Regions from separate parts of the Homo sapiens genome. Here region 1 is linked to region 2. The links are chromatin loops, found by intact Hi-C in ENCODE. Cell type or tissue: mammary epithelial cell. All regions are shown on one strand. Links, peaks and the distances in the headings refer to the core of each region. The heading gives the core; the rest is flanking DNA. Region 1 overlaps FAM78B (family with sequence similarity 78 member B). Region 2 overlaps LINC01675 (long intergenic non-protein coding RNA 1675).

The links. Hi-C counts contacts between places; a loop is a spot of excess contacts. Peaks named below come from ENCODE experiments on the same cell type or tissue, not always from the same donor. Only the 100,000 strongest peaks of a DNase experiment are listed, where the experiment ranks them.
Region 1: it touches region 2 in a loop (14-fold over the local background); 9 of 110 quality-filtered maps call a loop at or near these places.

What each region holds. Positions count from the first base shown.
Region 1 is chr1:166,130,223-166,138,563 of GRCh38, reverse strand. The region is part of intron 1 of FAM78B (family with sequence similarity 78 member B); the gene reads left to right. Among named protein-coding and RNA genes, the nearest start is that of MIR921, 20 kb to the left of the region's middle. RefSeq lists an enhancer at 453-622. In mammary epithelial cell, for the core only: a CTCF peak has its summit at 5,120 (motif pointing left); no DNase peak of the experiment used is centred there.
Region 2 is chr1:166,474,223-166,482,563 of GRCh38, reverse strand. LINC01675 (long intergenic non-protein coding RNA 1675) reads left to right here. Exons shown (of 3, transcript NR_146890.1): 2 at 5,595-5,683; 3 at 6,360-6,792. It also overlaps the pseudogene FMO7P. Among named protein-coding and RNA genes, the nearest start is that of LINC01675, 12 kb to the left of the region's middle. In mammary epithelial cell, for the core only: a CTCF peak has its summit at 3,328 (motif pointing right); no DNase peak of the experiment used is centred there.

The sequences.
Region 1 (8,341 bases), core at 125-8,124, 340 kb after region 2:
GAAGATGTGTGATCTCTTTATTCTAACACCACTAAGCCAAATCATGACCTCCTCTCAATGGTAACTGTCACTCTAAAAAGAGAGATAAGGTAGATGCAGTGGGCTGTTCTTATGAAAAGGCACCTAAAAAATAGTACTTTAGAAACATGCATTGTGGTGGGGGTCTGGGTGGAGGGGTTGCTTTTTCTTGAGATCCCTGTGATATTGAGGATGAAGAAAGAGAAACACAGGGGGTGGGCAACTTCCTTGAAGGACCAGAGAGAGTGAGTCATGAGGAAGAGAAGGAGGAGACAGAGAACAGGAGAGTTGGGGATGAAGCCTTTGATGAGGGGAGTGAGGAGGGGCAGAAGTAGGAGACAGACATGAGGAAACCACCAACTGAAGTCCCAGAAACCCAGCCTCCGTCCCCTCTAGGTCCTACTGCCGTCATCCTCTTTCTGTAAAGGTGAGAGTCTAGGTGCAGTGTCCCAGGTTCCAAACACAAGTTCATACTCATTGACTAGTGGGATGCCCACTGTGAGAGCAGGAAGGAGGGCTAGAGAGATCTAAGAGGGCAGAAGCCCTGCCCTGCCAGTATTTTTTGCCTCCAGCCACCTGCTCTGTTCTGAGACATGCCTGAGACCAGCTGCCTACAGGGGGACCAGGGTCTGTTTCTGCTGTTAACCTTGGTTCCCTCCTGCATTCCTGCATGTGGGGATGTAGACAGGAAGCCTGCAGGTATGGAGCAATTGAAGCAGAGTCTAGATAGAGCCCAGACTCCTTACTTCCCATAGTACTATTCTGCATTTTGTAGTGCTGCTTATGCTTTTCAGTGTTTCCACATCTATTTACTAATAACATCATAGTACAACAGCAAGAACATGGCCTCAGAACTCAAAGTTCTGGAATTCTAATATTTTATTTGATTGTCAGTATTTCTGTGAGATAGATAAAATAGGAATTATTTCCTCTGATCTGCAGGTGAGGAAACTCAGTCACAGGGAGCACATTTATCCATACTTGTGGAGCTATAGTATAACTAGTATTAGGACAAGGATAGCCAACATAGTTAAAAAAAAAAAAAGTACTGGACTTACAGTCAAGAATCCTGGGTTCACATATCAGCTACTGTCCTGCTATGTAACTTAGAATACATCTGTTTTCTGATGCTTAATTTTATTATCTATAAAATAAATAGGTTGGACTAGAAAAAGAAAATATGGCGGATGGTGGACATCTTTAGTCCTTTCAGTCCTTTGCATGCCTGTGGCAGACATGGCTAATTGATCATAGCTCACTGTCCTGCTGAGCCAGATGCAGCCCAGAGTCCTCAGTACAGGGCTCCTGGGAGCCAGCAACCACTGCTGAAAATCAGGGTTAGCACATAAAAGGAAATTGCTTGCCATTCCTCAACTAGCTCTCCAAGTTTTTTTCCAGTCTAGCATTCTGGGCATAGAAAACTGGTCTCCTCCCTTCCAACCTCATGCTCTCTACATCACGTCATCCTGGAACACTCCTTTTCTATAGATCTGTAGGAAAAGTAAAGGACTAAAATAAGATCTAGGTTCAGGCCCCTTCTCTTTCCATTAGGAGCTTAGTATCCTCACAGAATGTAATAACACCTACCTCACATGATAGTTATGAGCCATACGAGTGCATTCAGTTAGCAGACGTCAGTGCTTGACAACTGTGTGCCAGGCATTATGCTAACACACAGCAACTTGAGCTCCCCATCAGGCATCTTCTAGACCCTCTTCCCTCTCAGGAACTGAGCAGGAGCCTAGACTATTGACCATCCAGGCAAGCTGTGTTGCTGCAACTGCTCTAAATCAGAGTCACCGGCCCAGTTAGGGGCAAGGTAGCCTGGAGCCTCAGGTAGAGGTGGATTTTTTCATCTCATAACGTTGCCTTCCAGGAGTTCATTGCTTTTTCTTTTTGGTAGATCATCCTGTTTCCATTTACTTGTTCATCTGCTCTTTGGTGCCTTTATTTTTTTGCCATTACTTATCGGTAAAGTTATGCTGTTGTAAAGAGGGGAAGAGGAAGGGGTCCTGGTTCATAATAACACTGGAATGAGAGTTGGCAGAGACAGCAGCAGCTGTGAGGGCAGAGAGATAAGGCATCTGGAGATGGCTGCTCTGTTACCTACGTCACTGATCCGCTCATGGGGGCCAGCACACAGCTAGAAGTCAGCTTCCCCAACCCTCACACCCTGTCCCTGCAGGCTCAGGCTTTCCATCACCCAGGCTCTGTGAAGATTAGTGTGTCATCTTTAAAGCACTTGGCACTTCTTGGAAAAAGCCATGCTGTGAATTCAGGCATGGCTAAAAGATTGAACTCTTATTAAATCTCTGACACCCTCCATGCATCAGAATTCATACAGTCTTGTTCTGTTACATCCTCAGTGTCCTTTGCTAGTTCCCAGCTGGTCCCACAGACAAGCAAATTACTGGCAGGTTTGTTTAAGACACTGTACTTAGCCCACCTAGAATACTCATGAGTGACAAGTCCCCTTTAAAAGAACTGTTTGAAAAAAGTTAGCATTGAGGCTTGCAATGTTCCTTCTGCTTCATGTTGAGAATGCAGGAACCCCTGGGGATATTCTAGGTCTTAGGAGACTAGATCTCTTGTTAATATGTCAAAAACCAACTTCTGGAAAATAAGTCTGGTCTGTACTGATTCTAAAATACCTTGGATTGTTAACTTTTGCACCATCTTTGCAGAACACACACAGAATGTGACTATTCAGAGGAAGAAAAATTCTTTCGGCATAGACCTCCCTTCCGTAGTTGACAAAGTCATGGTGTTGAGTTAAAAGTGCTATGGCTGCTCCTGTGTTGTTTGGGGCAGGTAGTCCAGAACCCTGAGACCATGGTGGAAACAGCTCCATTTGGAATTCTCTCTAGTTTGGTTCTTTCTCCTTTTCCCCACCTGCAAAAGAATACTCAGAGTGCTATCTATCTATGTCCTTTCTTTGAATCTTTAAGGAGAATGTCTTCACCCAACATGTCTCATGCTACTGGACTGAGTAGAAGAGCAATGGAATCTTGTTACTTATTGCTAGTGAAACAGACAAGGAGCAATACATGATACACGCTTTCATTGTAAATCCTGATGTGGAAGGATTCAGGTAGTGCGATGTGAATCATCATCAGGATGATGCTTCCTGCTATGCCATCTCCCAGCTTTAGCTTTAGATGCTGGAGTTGGTTAACCATTACCAATGTACCCTTTGTCCAAAGAGGAATTGTTCTCAGAGTTTTGGACTTTGAAAACAAAAGAATGTGCTTTCAAGATGTCATTGCTGTTATACTTTATAGTTTATACATTCCTGCCCACTGGTCTTGCTTTTTTTCACTTTTTCTTCTGAGGCAGTTATAAGCCGTGTTGATACAGCTGTTTAGAGAAAATTCCTATGGAAGTAGTTCTAGCTGGAAGTCATCTGGGGAAAATTAACCTCTGTAGGTGGACTGAACTTTTTCAGGGAACGTGTAGGGACCTCACAATTGACCTAATTAATGTGTTTGCATAGTAACATACCTGTTTTCATTGTACATTTAATTAGCTTCTTTAAAAATAATTCTTCAGGTGAAAGATGTTAAAGGCTTCTCATCCTGCCCTGCTGAGCAGAGCCAAAGAGCTTGATAGTTTTAGGACAAATAAAAGGAAGCAGTACTTTACGCTGTAGGTAGTAAATGTGTGAAAATCATTACTCCTAGAAACAGTATGTGTTGAAATTATCAATAGATTCTAGACACGAACCTTTAGAGAGCATCATGGATGACAGATATAAATTGAGTTATTAAAGGGACATTAGAGAGCATTTTCTAATCGTTTTAAGTTATCGTTACGAATGGATCCCCCATATTCTCCGGTGAGCCTTGTGACACCACAATCAGGAACAGAATGTTAGGTGGATGAATGCTGGTCTGACCTACTGAGGTATTATTAAATTCATATGCTCCAGTCAAAATTTTTAAGCCAGTTTAACCTTTTTACCTATTTATGCTCCAGTCTTTTTAGGTCAGTTTAACCTTATACTTATTATTATTATTATTATTATTATTACTACTTTAATGTTCTGGTGTCTTTCAAATGGCCACTTCTTCAGAACTCTCTCAAATGATTTGGAAAAGCTAGGGGGTACTCAGCCCAACCATAAGATGGGAAACCTGAGCTGCAGTCCTGCCTCTGCCACTAGCTAGTTGCTTGACTAGGGGCAACACTGCACTTCTGCTTCATTTTTCTGCAAAGAAAGGGAGTTGGATTAAATGCCTTCCAAGGCCCCATTGGCAGCAAAATACTGTGGATCAGTAAATAAATATTATATGCACACTCATTCAGGGAGTCCCTAGAATAAAAGAATAGTGGGGTCGGGGGTGGGATGGGGGACTGCTTTGCCTTATTTTCCAAAAAGGATAAAGTAGAGCATTTCTCCCTTCTGACAGGAGAAACTGAATGTTGTAGGGACAGTGCAGAAAAACCCCTGACAGCATGGGGAAACCCCCCAAACTTTCTTTTCTCTGAACCTGAGGAGGGAGGTAGTGGGGAGAACATACGGTGGGAGTTAGGCAGGTCTGGGCTCAGTCACTCACTGACTCTCAGTCTCCCGTTGGTAAAATGGAGGTAAGTACATGTAACCTTTGGGGTGATGAGGATGAAATGAGACAAGTGGCATGAAGTTATCTCACTTAGTTCCTCGTATAAAGTAAGGGCTCAATAAATAATAATGTTTAGAGAAAGGAGATGGGAGTTCCAAAACACGGCAATTATAATGGTAAGCACCTCGCGAGTGGCCATCAGAGAAGGAGAAGCCAGTGCAATTGAAGCAGACGGCCTGAGAAAGGCCGTAGCCTGAAGCCCACAGGTGTGCAAAGACCTGCTCTAATTAATTAGGCATAAGATTAGCACTGGAATACATTTCTAACCACCAAAAATCAGATTCACTATTTCACATTATATTTACGGTTCTTTTTTTTTTTTAAGATTGCTCAACTTTACAGATTAATATTATTTAAAAGTTGCAAATATTTTAATAAATCATTGAAATTAACAGTTACACATTTGTGGGATTTGCAGAAAGATCCCCACATGAAGCAAAGACATCTTGTGTTTTGTTTCATATCGCTGTCACCTGCTGGCAGAATATGCAAATTGCAGGTTTGGTTTTGTCTAAGAAATTCTACCTCTAACATACATCTGTCTTTAGGAAAATGTAACTCTAAACCTAAAGTTACACAATAACAGGTATCCTCTCTTCTCCTGAGAATTCCCATAACCAGCTCTTGAGGAAGACCAGAGTGGACCTTGTGAGGAGTTTCCGGTACTACCATGAAGCTGCTAGGTCAGGATATGCAGCTGTGCACAGCTCAGCCCTTATTCTTCCTCCAGGAAGCCAGTAGAAAAACACTGGGGTCTAACCTCTAGCAGAAATAATGTGCTCAAAGAGAAAAGCAGGGCCACTCTGCTATTCTCAGAGTCAGCAATCTCCTTGCCCTGCCAAGATCCTACCAGTTTAATGAACAACTCATACCTTTCCTCGTTGTTGAAAGCTCCAATTCCTCAACAAAGTCTCAGTGCTGCTGATAACCTTAGATCAGCCCCAGAGATTGTTCTCATATCCCAGAGGGCATAAATATGGCAGTTACACCCCTACAAACTGCCCTTATCATTTTAATCATGGTTCATCTTGAGAAACCAGCAGATACTATGAAGCAGTTTTGTCACACTCATAAGCTGGTACTGTAACTCAAGTCACTGTTTATCTAACAATATGGGGCATAAAATAACAAAGTTGGCCTTTCTGGTACACTTAGCTGATGTAGTATTATCTTTGTAGTGGTTTCCTCACAGAAAACAACTAGAAGCAAGTGGCTTTTGAACTTGGTGACTTCATCCTAACATGAAAATTTTTGTCTAATTAGGTGGAATGATTTGGCAAAAGAGAGCAATACTTAGGTGGAGATTCATTCATTGGGAGGATGGAGGGAATCTCCCACTGCTGTACAAGAAGGGAGATGGCATATGGTAAAGCCCTTTGTCATAATGGTTGACATTCACAAGCCACTTACTTTGCACACACCTGGGTTTTTTTGCACTTCACAAACATCTCACTTAATCCTCAACAATTACCCAATAAAGGTAAGCAGTAATATTATCCCCATTTTGCAGATAAGGAAACTGCAAAATAAAAATTACATGACTTTCCCAGGATCACACCGTTAAATCGCAAGCTAGATTTTGCTAGTCAAGTCCAGTGTGTCATGTTCTTCACACCGCGAGGGTTAGGGGAGAGGGGAGATTTGGAACCACTCTTCTGGGTAGCAAAGAGAGGACAGAAAAACCAAAACATATCCTTTCAGCTATTATGTGAACTGCTTAATTCTGGTGTTACACAATAGTAATGATAGGACATCACTAAACATGTCATATTTACTTTATTTTATGATGACAGCTAATATGTTTCCAGTCTTCATAGCCTGTTGCTCTTACTGTAGAGGTATCTGCTGACAAGTTTTTAAAATTGGAGAAAATTGTGCTTAGGCCTTGCCTTTTATATGGCCTTCCTGACATTCAGCCTCAGATTGCAGCAGAAGTCTCTCTCAACTGAAGTCAACAGCTTTCATCAGAGGGAGAGCAATGCATGTACACCACTGTCACTGCAATTTAAGACCTGGGTCTTCTGCCCCCAGCTGACTATTTTCTGCCATGTGAGGGCAGGATTTTTTCAGGTTCCATCTCCCACCCCTAGACAGCCCTGCCGCTGGGGTCTTCAGTTCAGGACCTCCAACTAGTGCATAGCCACGTAACCTTACTTTTTTTCATAAAACATAGTAAAAATATGTTTACTATTTTCTTCTAAGGGACACTCAGTGTCCTGAACCCCAATGACATGGAACTTTGTGCCCTTTTAGATAGTTCTCCCCAGTCTTCTTCATATTGAGCCCAAATCAGTCAAATTTTATTCTTCATGCAGCCCAGTTCTACCCAGCAGAGCCCCCTAAGATAGGTCTTCTCACAGACACACGTACCAGGAAAACTAACGTTGCTGTTGCTTGGTCTCAGTAAAGTCACTGTCTGTTGGAGGGTTCAGCTGCCCACTACTGTGAGGTAGTTTGCTCTCCTTTAACCCCCTCTGTAACGTGGAACAGTGGAGTTGCTTTAACTCTGGAGCAGTTTTGCCTGGTGTACTGGGATGGGCCTTAGCTGCCTGCTGGGCTTCTGACATTGCCTCTCACTGTCTTACATAATTTGGAGACACTATTAAAAAGCACCTAGGGGGCTGGGCACTGTGGCTCACTCTTGTGGCTCACTCCTGTAATCCCAGTGCTTTGGGAGGCTGAGGCGGGCAGATCACTTGGGGTCAGGAGTTCCAGACCAGCCTGGCCAACATGGCGAAACCCCATCTCTACTAAAAATACAAAAATTAGCCGGGTGTGGTGGCACGCATCTGTAGTCCCAGCTACTCAGGAGGCTGAGGCAGGAGAATTGCTTAAACCTGGGAAGTGGAGGTTGCAGTGAGCCAAGATTGCACCACTGCACTCTAGCCTGGGCAACATGTTGAACAAGACTCTTGTATCAAAAAAAAAAAAAAAAAAAAAAAGCACCTGGGGAGATGCAGATACACCAAGTTATTCTACCTCCTGGGCCCGCAGCCTTGTGACATCGGCCAAGCTTAGTAATGACAGCATTCTTTGTTGGTTCTGTTTCTTCTGAGTTCTGCCACAGTGTCTGGCTGTGCAGATGTACACACAATGCAGGAGAAAGAGCACAGGTCTGGGAGTCAGGGAACCGGGGCTTAGGCCTGTATCTCCCACTTAAATAGTTGTTCTATCTTGGGCAATCCACCTCACTTGTTTGTCAGTTTTTTCAACTTGATTAATAATACTTATTTTAATTAATAAGTATTCAGGGTTTCTCAATAGCAGTACTATTGACATTTTGGCCTGGTTAGTTCTTTGTTGGAGTGGCAGCAGAGGGCTGTCCTCTGTATTGTAGGATGTTAGCAGCATACCTAGCCTCTACCCACTAAATGCCAGTAGTACCTTCCAGCTGTGACAACCAAAAGTGTTCCCAGACATAGCCAGGTGTCCTCTGAAGGGCAGAATTGTCCCCAGTTGAGAACCACTGCATTAACTCATAGGATTAGCAGGATACATTAAATAACTGTGTGAAAATATAAGACATCATGGTTGTCTTCCTCCTTCTCTGGCATTCCAGTCTTCTCTGATTGTCTATACTTACGTAGAAGCAGAAAGAAGAAACAGCATATTCTATCCACATCCCTATGTGGTCCAGCAAGTGACTTGTTACGTCCATGCTTTCACATCATGCGATTCAGGTAAGTTTGTCCTTTTCTAAT
Region 2 (8,341 bases), core at 310-8,309:
ATAAGGAGTTTTGTATTCTTTCTTTTTTTTTTTTTTTTTTTTTTTAGCATTCCTGAAAACTGCCTTCCTGACATTAGAAGTTCTATCTAAAATCTGACTTATGGATTTGACCACACACCCCTAAGCCCATAAATTCAGTAATTGCCTGTGGTGAAGGACCCTACTTTTCCCTGTGGCCTCTATTCTCTGGACCATGTCAGCCATCCTCTCCATGGAGGACCGGACTGTGTTCAGTCCTATGAAGGCAAACACAGGATAAGGAAAGGTTTAGGAAAGGCCAAGGAGTATAGTTCCAGGAAAGTAAAAGCGTGGGAGTGCGAGTTCTGAGCTTCTCCAAAGCTAATTGAAAGGACCTAAAAGAAGAGTTCTAGAAAGAAAATGAAGACCTGACTTTTTTCTTTCCCTGTTAGCAATATAAATGGGAGTTTTTATTCCTATATTTTTAAAGAGAATTGCTGAGAATGGCATGTTTTTCCTTCTCTGGCTCCTCAATTACTGTCTGTTCCACAAAATAGATAAAAAGAAAAAGAATGAAGGAGAAATCTCATCCCCAAAATAATTTTAGTACAAGTTCTAAATGGAACCCAGGGCCCTGGAGTGATGCTGATGCTGGCGGCTGATTCTGGACTATCCTGGTTTTGTGCTGTGGGAGAGCCCAGAAAGTGTGTACCAGGATGGGGGATTCTCTCAGTTTTGTAAAAATTGTTATGAATGAGTTTCCCACCCTTGATAACAATTTTTTAGGCTTTTCGGGCCTTTCTAAATTCTCCAAAAATAATTTTAAAAAAGGAAGATGTGTCCCTGTTATTGCCTTTAAGCTAAATAAAATTTATCTGGATAAAAAAATTATTTTAAACAAAGTTAGTGAACAGTAATTTCGGTTGTAATTGACCCATTCTTTCATTTAAACTGACTCAATTTTAATGCTCCTTTGGTTCAAGGTGGCTGGCTGTAGCAAAAAGGAAGCCACAAGAATTCATTCCTTTTAACTGTGTTACCTTTTAACACTCAGGTGGCCCAGAGAGTTTGGAATTTCCTTGTTGGCATTACAGCTCCCGATGGCTGCATTAACAACAACAACCAAAGTCACTTTTTCCACATGAAGTGGGAATACCTAATTGTATAGGAATATCTGGTTATCAGTGATATTCACAGAATCTTCAAAGAAAGGAAATGAGAAGGTGTGTTATTTGGCAAAGATGACATCAACATTCTCCACAGTGCTACGGTGTTAAAAAGTGGCAGCTATTTCCGTGAATTCTTTCACATTGGGTTTGATCATTATTCTGACAGAAATGGATGTTTTGGGAAGGTTGTCGCTAAGCTCTCACTGTCATTGAGAGTTGAGAAATCTTCAAAACTGGGGAAGATGGCTCATATTAGTATTTGTCTCACTTCATTTACTTATCCATTTATTCATTCTGGAAAATGTTATTGAATACTCTTTTTTCCCCTTCTGTTTCTACAGATGTATTAAAAAATGGTCTCTAGGAAAGATTTGGACTCCAGGGTTCTCCTTTTCCTCCTCCTTTCCTCTTCCTTCACTCTCCCTATATGAGGTTGATCTCATACTAAGAAAAGTAAAAAGCCAGGAAGGCAAAGCTCTGGTCTTCCACTGGAAACATCTTCACCTGTCTTTCCACGGTAGGGCCTTAAGCACAGCCTGTCTACACTAGCACAAGACAGAGGCACCTATAAAAGCTGGCTCTGGGGACTCATTCTCAGCTCTGATCTAGCATTTATCACAACCCCTGGTTCTCTTTGTTCTGAGATATTTAGCTGAATTTCACATAGTGGTGATGATTGGCACACAATCATATAGCATATAGCAAAGTCTCATTTGTCTGGCACTGTCATATTATCAGGATGTTGAGGAAACTTACATTTATACAGTTAAGAAAATACTTCTTTTACAATTTCTTTACTTTTTCACTTTGTTTTGATTAAAATATTTCTAAAATTGATTAAGCTCTTGTCTCATTTCTTAAACAGTGTGCAACGAACATAACTTAACCTTTTTTATTGCTTATTCTGATCATTAAGCACCTTAATTACTGCTCAAATGCTATAATGCAGTTTTAATGACTCCTCCCTGTGTTGTTCATTATTATAGCTCTTGTCACTGAATCTGCAGCCAGCAGTATTTCCCTTCTCACTTGTGGTTCTGGCCTGTCAAACCAGACAACCCATGGTTAGAATTATCTGTAAAGTAAGGGCCAATAAATACTGAGTGGTGGCGGGTGCCTGTAGTCCCAGCTACTCGGGAGGCTGAGGCAGGAGAATGGCGTGAACCCGGGAGGCGGAGCTTGCAGTGAGCGGAGCTGAGATCACGCCACTGCACTCCAGCCTGGGCAACAGAGAGACTCCGTCTCAAAAAAAAAAGACTTGGAAAACTAACACTTTACAATCTTTGGTGGTGTGACTATGTACTTTTCCTGCTAATCTATAGGCTTCACAAGATCAAGTACTTTGTCCTTTACCTATCTAAACCCCAGCAGTGCCTGGTGCTCCTGGGCTCTCTCACCTTCTTGATCTTCTAAACTCTGCCAGTCTTCAGTCCTTAATTAGCATAACCATTTCCAAGCTGGGGATCCTAAATCTTAAATTTGCAAAGGGCTGGGATCAGCTTCCCTCACTTTTACTTCTCAATTCACTCTCTAGTATCCTCATCCAATTTCATGCTTAAGCAATTTGCTTCTGTGTGAATGAACCCTAAATAAATATCTCTACACAAACCATTTAAATTAATCCCTATGCATTTCCTTTGTCAAGTCAGTGATCATTGCTTACATCTGTAAAAAGAAAAAAAAAGTTGATTATTTCTTTTATTCTTAGGTTGAAATGTAAGCAAATCTTCTAGGAAGGAGATGTCGATTTTAGTACGAGCCTTTTAAGTAATTTCCTGCCTTCCTTTACACTAACTATTAATGTCTTGGACCCTCAGTTTTCTTGGCTGTAAAATATGGGGGTTGAACTAAATAATTTCTTCAGCAATGCCAAGCTTTAAGATGCTATAATATTTTATTGATTACAGGAATTTAACCTCATTTAATTGGCTCAAAGAACTACTATCAGAATTTCTTTAAAATAATATTGTTTTATTTGTCGTATTTTTCAGACTTTTTTTGCTCTTTACATTGGATATTTTTAGTGATAAAATATTTTACACATGCAAAAAAGTAAAGAGAATCATACAACAGACACTTGTATCATGTATGATAATGTACCTGGCACACAGTAGGTGAATAATAAGTACTCTTGAAAGAATGATCTGGACCATCAGAGATAACTACAGTTGCTATAAAATAGCTGTGATTTTCCCAGAATGGCCAGCAGAGGGCGGACTTGCACATTGACAAAACTGACCCTTGGTTTAGGTAAATTACCTTGGTGTCTTAGCTCCCCTGGTACAAATTAATTATTGTGAAATTGTTTAGCACATAGCCAACAGCTGATCTATCTACCCCTTGTTAACCACATTAAATGAACACAACTACTGTTCACAGATTGTTCAGAGACTTCAAAGTCAGTGCATTGTCAAATAACAGTTTGGAAAATTTGCAGTATTTAAACCGCCTATCTAGATCACTCTAAATCTCCCCAAATCTTCTTTGCCAGTTGTAGCTATATTTCTAAACCTTGTCATTAGGAGTAGCAGAGTGATGGTCTGAATTAATTATCAAAGTTGCTGAATATTTTGTTTCACTAGTTAAGTATTGTAATCTCACTCTCGATCTGTTAACAAAATATATATAACCCCCTCACCCCCCCGCCACACACATGCATATCCATTCTTTATGCCCAGAGGAAGCCACTGTTAACGGTTACTTGAATCTTTTTTGAAATTGCATATGCACATATAACCATAGATATATAGGTTTTTTTTTTTTTAACCATAAATGGGATCACAAATGCCTGGAGTCCTATAATGTAATTTTTTTTAATAACCATGTAATCATCTACAATATATCTGTGTTAACTAGTAGAGATCTTGGCAGAGAGCAAACGACCTGAATATTTCTGATCTGATTACTGGGAATCCATTTGGCCCAGCCAACACACTTAATCCTTTGTTGTCTCTTGTGTGTAGATAAGGTGTTTTCAGTGGGAAGCCATAAAAATAACCCCTGAATCTTGGTTATCCTATACTTTGTGCCTCTCCATGCAGGTGGAGGATTACCACAACAACAAGATGCAGCTGTAAGAAAATAGGCTTGCTTTGCAGTGTGGCTGAGCACCACAGCCAGATCAGAGCCAGAATTTCCAATGCCAGTCATGAGGATTCTGTTTCCCATAAATCCCTCTAAATTTTATATTTCTCACTGTGGAAATATTTGCCTTTGAATTTCTCAATCTCTATTTAAGGAAAATAAATGGAAAATAATTGTTTAGATTCAAGAAATGCAAAGGTTACTTTAGCTTTTGCATTGCATTTGTGCAGTCTAACAGTAAACCCATTTTATAACTAGAATTTATATATAGTACCATGTTCAACTTCTTTTACTACTGGTCCTTCTGTGTCAGAGATCCATAATCCGTGGGCCATGGACTGGTACTGGTCTGTGGCCTGTTAGGAACTGGGCTGCACAGCAGGAGGTGAGCGGTGGACTAGCAAGCAAAGCTTCATCTGTATTTGCAGCCACTGCCCATTGCTTGCATTACTGCCTGAGTTTTGCCTCCTGTCAGATCAGTGGTGGCATTGGATTCTCACAGGAGTGCAAACGCTATTGTGGACTGCACATGTGAAGGATCTAGGTTGCATGCTCCTTATGAGAATCTAATATCTAATGATCTGTTACTGTCTCCTATCCCTTGAGATGGGACCATCTAGTTTCAGGAAAACAAGCTCAGGGCTCCCACTGATTCTACATGATGGTGAATTGGATAATCATTTCATTATATATTACAATGTAATAATAATAGAAATAGAGTGCACAATAAGTGTAATGCATTTGAATCTTCCCCAAATCATCCCCACCCCACCCCACTCTGTGGAAAAATTGTCTTCCACAAAACTCTTCCCTGGTGCCAAAAAGATTGGAGACCACTGCTCTATGTTACACCAACATTAACTGATACTAACAGAAATCTTATTTACCATAGTAAACACATGAAGTTATTTTATATACATTTTCACAGAGCAAGTTCATTTTGGTAATACCCAAATCCATACAGCATACTATGTTTTTTCTATCATTATCATCATGGACTCTCAAAATTGGAAAATGAGTCCATCTGGTCCAATTTTACATCATATATTAGCAGAGACTTGCTATGCAAAATTAACCCACAGACCGGCAGTAGCAGCAGCAGCAGCACCAGAGAACTTAGGCAAAGGCAAATTCAATTCAGAGGACCCACTCCACACATGTTGAATTGGAATTTTGGGGAGTTGGAACTAATAATCTGATTTAACAAGGACTTTGGGTGATTCTTGCCATACTAAAGTTTGAGAACCATTGATCTATAAACTCCTCATTAATGATCATTAGTTTCTGCTTAAATATTTCCTTAATTAGGAAATCTACTACTTCACAAGGCAGACCGTTTCATTTTAGATCATTACTTCTTGTTGGAAATCCCTTCTTATTTAGATCCAAGTCGACCTTCCTGGAGCCTCTATCCACTACTTGTTTTGCTCAACAAGAACACACATCGTGTTGACTCCATCTTTTATATGATGGTGAGTTGTGGTCAAACACAGCTATCCTGCTCCTCTTCCTCCCTCCGTGAGTGTCCTCCTCCCCCAGTGAATGTCCCTCTCAGGTTAAATAACTTTAGTGGTTTTTAAATGTTCACCAAGCTGCATTTATCTCTTTAATATTCTTATTGTTCTCCTTTAATGAAGTTCCCTTTTGTCACCATTCCTTCAAAGTGAAACACTTCAAAGAGTACAATAAAAAATAAATAAATAAATTTTTAAAAATAAATTTAAAATGAGAACAGAACATAATCCTTTAAGTGTAGTCTGACAACACTTAGAGGGGGGTAAAACAGATAGATACCTTTGTTGAAAAGTAAGTGCTATTTTTGGTTTGGGCTTGGACATTCTGATTCTAACAGGCTTTTTCCTTTATAAAACTGAAATCTCTACAGAAGTCAGGTTTTCTTCTAAAAGGGGTTATTTATTTGGGTTAGTGACTTATTGTTTGACATTGTCAAGATAATTTTAAATTTGTTTTACTTAACCACAGACTGTTATAAAGGAGAGGCATTTCCTTTGCTTTGCATAAATCATCCCTCCACCATTAGGATTCCCCAAGATAGGAAAGTTACATACCTAGGTAAATGAGGGTCAGTCTGATGACCACTGCAGCCCATAACTGTGCCAGAGACAGATGACCTTTGCTTCCCCTCAGCCTCACCACAATGTTCCATTGGCCAGTGCAAGAGAAACCAGGATGCTTCCTCATACTGCACATCTTTATCTGAGAACCAAAGGACAAATATGGGTGTCACATGCCAGCTCCTTCTACCTCCTTCTGAAACCAGAGGACTGGATTGGAACCAACAGAGATCATGCTGTTTACTTCACAGATTTCAAGAAAAGTGAATTCTGAGTAATCATTTTTTTTTAGATCTTCCTATGTGTAAAAATCTTTGGTGAGATTTACCATCTCATTTAAAGTTCTTTCACAATTTTTGTGAAAATTGAGTGATGTGTAATAAATAAGTTATTTTTTTTCTTTATAGCTGATGCTTGACCTTTTTTCCCTTGGTAATATAGCTTACGAAGCAGATATATATGCCAATACACCCTTGATTTTAAGTCTTTCAAATAGAAGAACATAGGGATAAACTGACACATGAGAGATGGATAAATGTACGGACACATACATGTTCAACAGTTGTTGTTTTGGGGATTATGCCACAGAGTCATCAAATGCTGTCTAACACTAAATTAGATTTTCCTGTGAGGTTGTAAGCAACCTGTTGTGGGAAGTAATCAAGCAGGGACTAGATATCCATCTATCAGAAAAAATGAATTTCTAGAGAGATATGGCATAGCCTTTCCAAATTTAAGGTTCCATGAGTGTAGAGAAATGAGGATAATGACTGTTAATGGTTAGTGTTTACCTTAGGAAAGCCACCAATCTAAGTATTCTATCTGCACTAACTCATTTAATCCAGAAAGAGATGGCTCCGAAAAGGGAATTTTAACAATACTCTGCCTTTCTGCAAAGAAAATGCCAAGTGAGAAAGTTGTATTGTTGATATACACACATATTCACAAAAGACCGCTATATAGGGAATAAGCTTTTGCAAATAAACACACTATTGCCTCTAAATCAGTGAGCAGTATTTCTAAACCAGGAGATTTAATCTTCTGAAATTTCATGAAAAATATTGTATTTATGTGCCCATTTCTGGAGAAAGGTGACAATTGCCCTCATCAGCTTTGCGCTCAAAGGTCAAAATAATAATAATTATAAAAAACTTTAAAGCTTACCCAGAAACAGATGTATTTCACAAGGTCAATGTATTATATATTTCAAAATAACTAAAGAATATGATTTTAAATGTTCTCACCACAAAGAAATGATAAATATTTGAGGTGATAGACACACTTATTCGCCTGATTTGATCATTCCACAATTTATGAGTGTATTGAAACATCATATTGTGACCCAAATATGTATAGAATAATTGTTTATCAATTCAAAATAAAACTGTTTTTAAAAGTGCTTGGCATATATCCTCAAATGCTGCAGGAGCTATGGGTTTTACATGTTATTTGGAAAGTGATGGAGTATGAGAAGTCACTGAAGCAGGTCATTTACTTCTAAGTGTTGATGGTCAAAGATTGGTAGATGCTGGGCTTTCCTTCTTCTGTCTGCCCATGTACTTGGCCTAGCTTCACTATTTGGGACTTGCATTCTCTGAACAAGTGACTGTTCTTCAGTGAGCTGTCAGGAAAATGGGGTTGCAGTAATACTGGCTCTATCTACTTTTTGTAAGGACCACATTGAAAGTAAAAAGCTTAGTAAAATGCTAGGAAGACAGCTAAGCATTGAACAAATATGATTCCTTTGGGGATTTATCTATGTACAATTTCAAAAATAGAGGCAATATGAGCAAGTTCAGAGGCAAAGCACAGAATAGCTTGGCATCTAACTAGAAGCACTTCCTGTAACCTGCTGCCATATTTCAAGGTGCCCACCCACCCATGCTTCCTTCTGGGGAATTCCTGTACAGATCCCCTAGTGTCCTAAGCAGCTGTGCTCTGGCCAGTGCATTTTTTTCCCAGCTCTTGTCTCAGCTGAGTACTGGTGGTGAGCTCCTGATATGGTTTGGCTGTGTCCCCACCAAAATCTCATCATGAATTCCCACATGTCGTGGA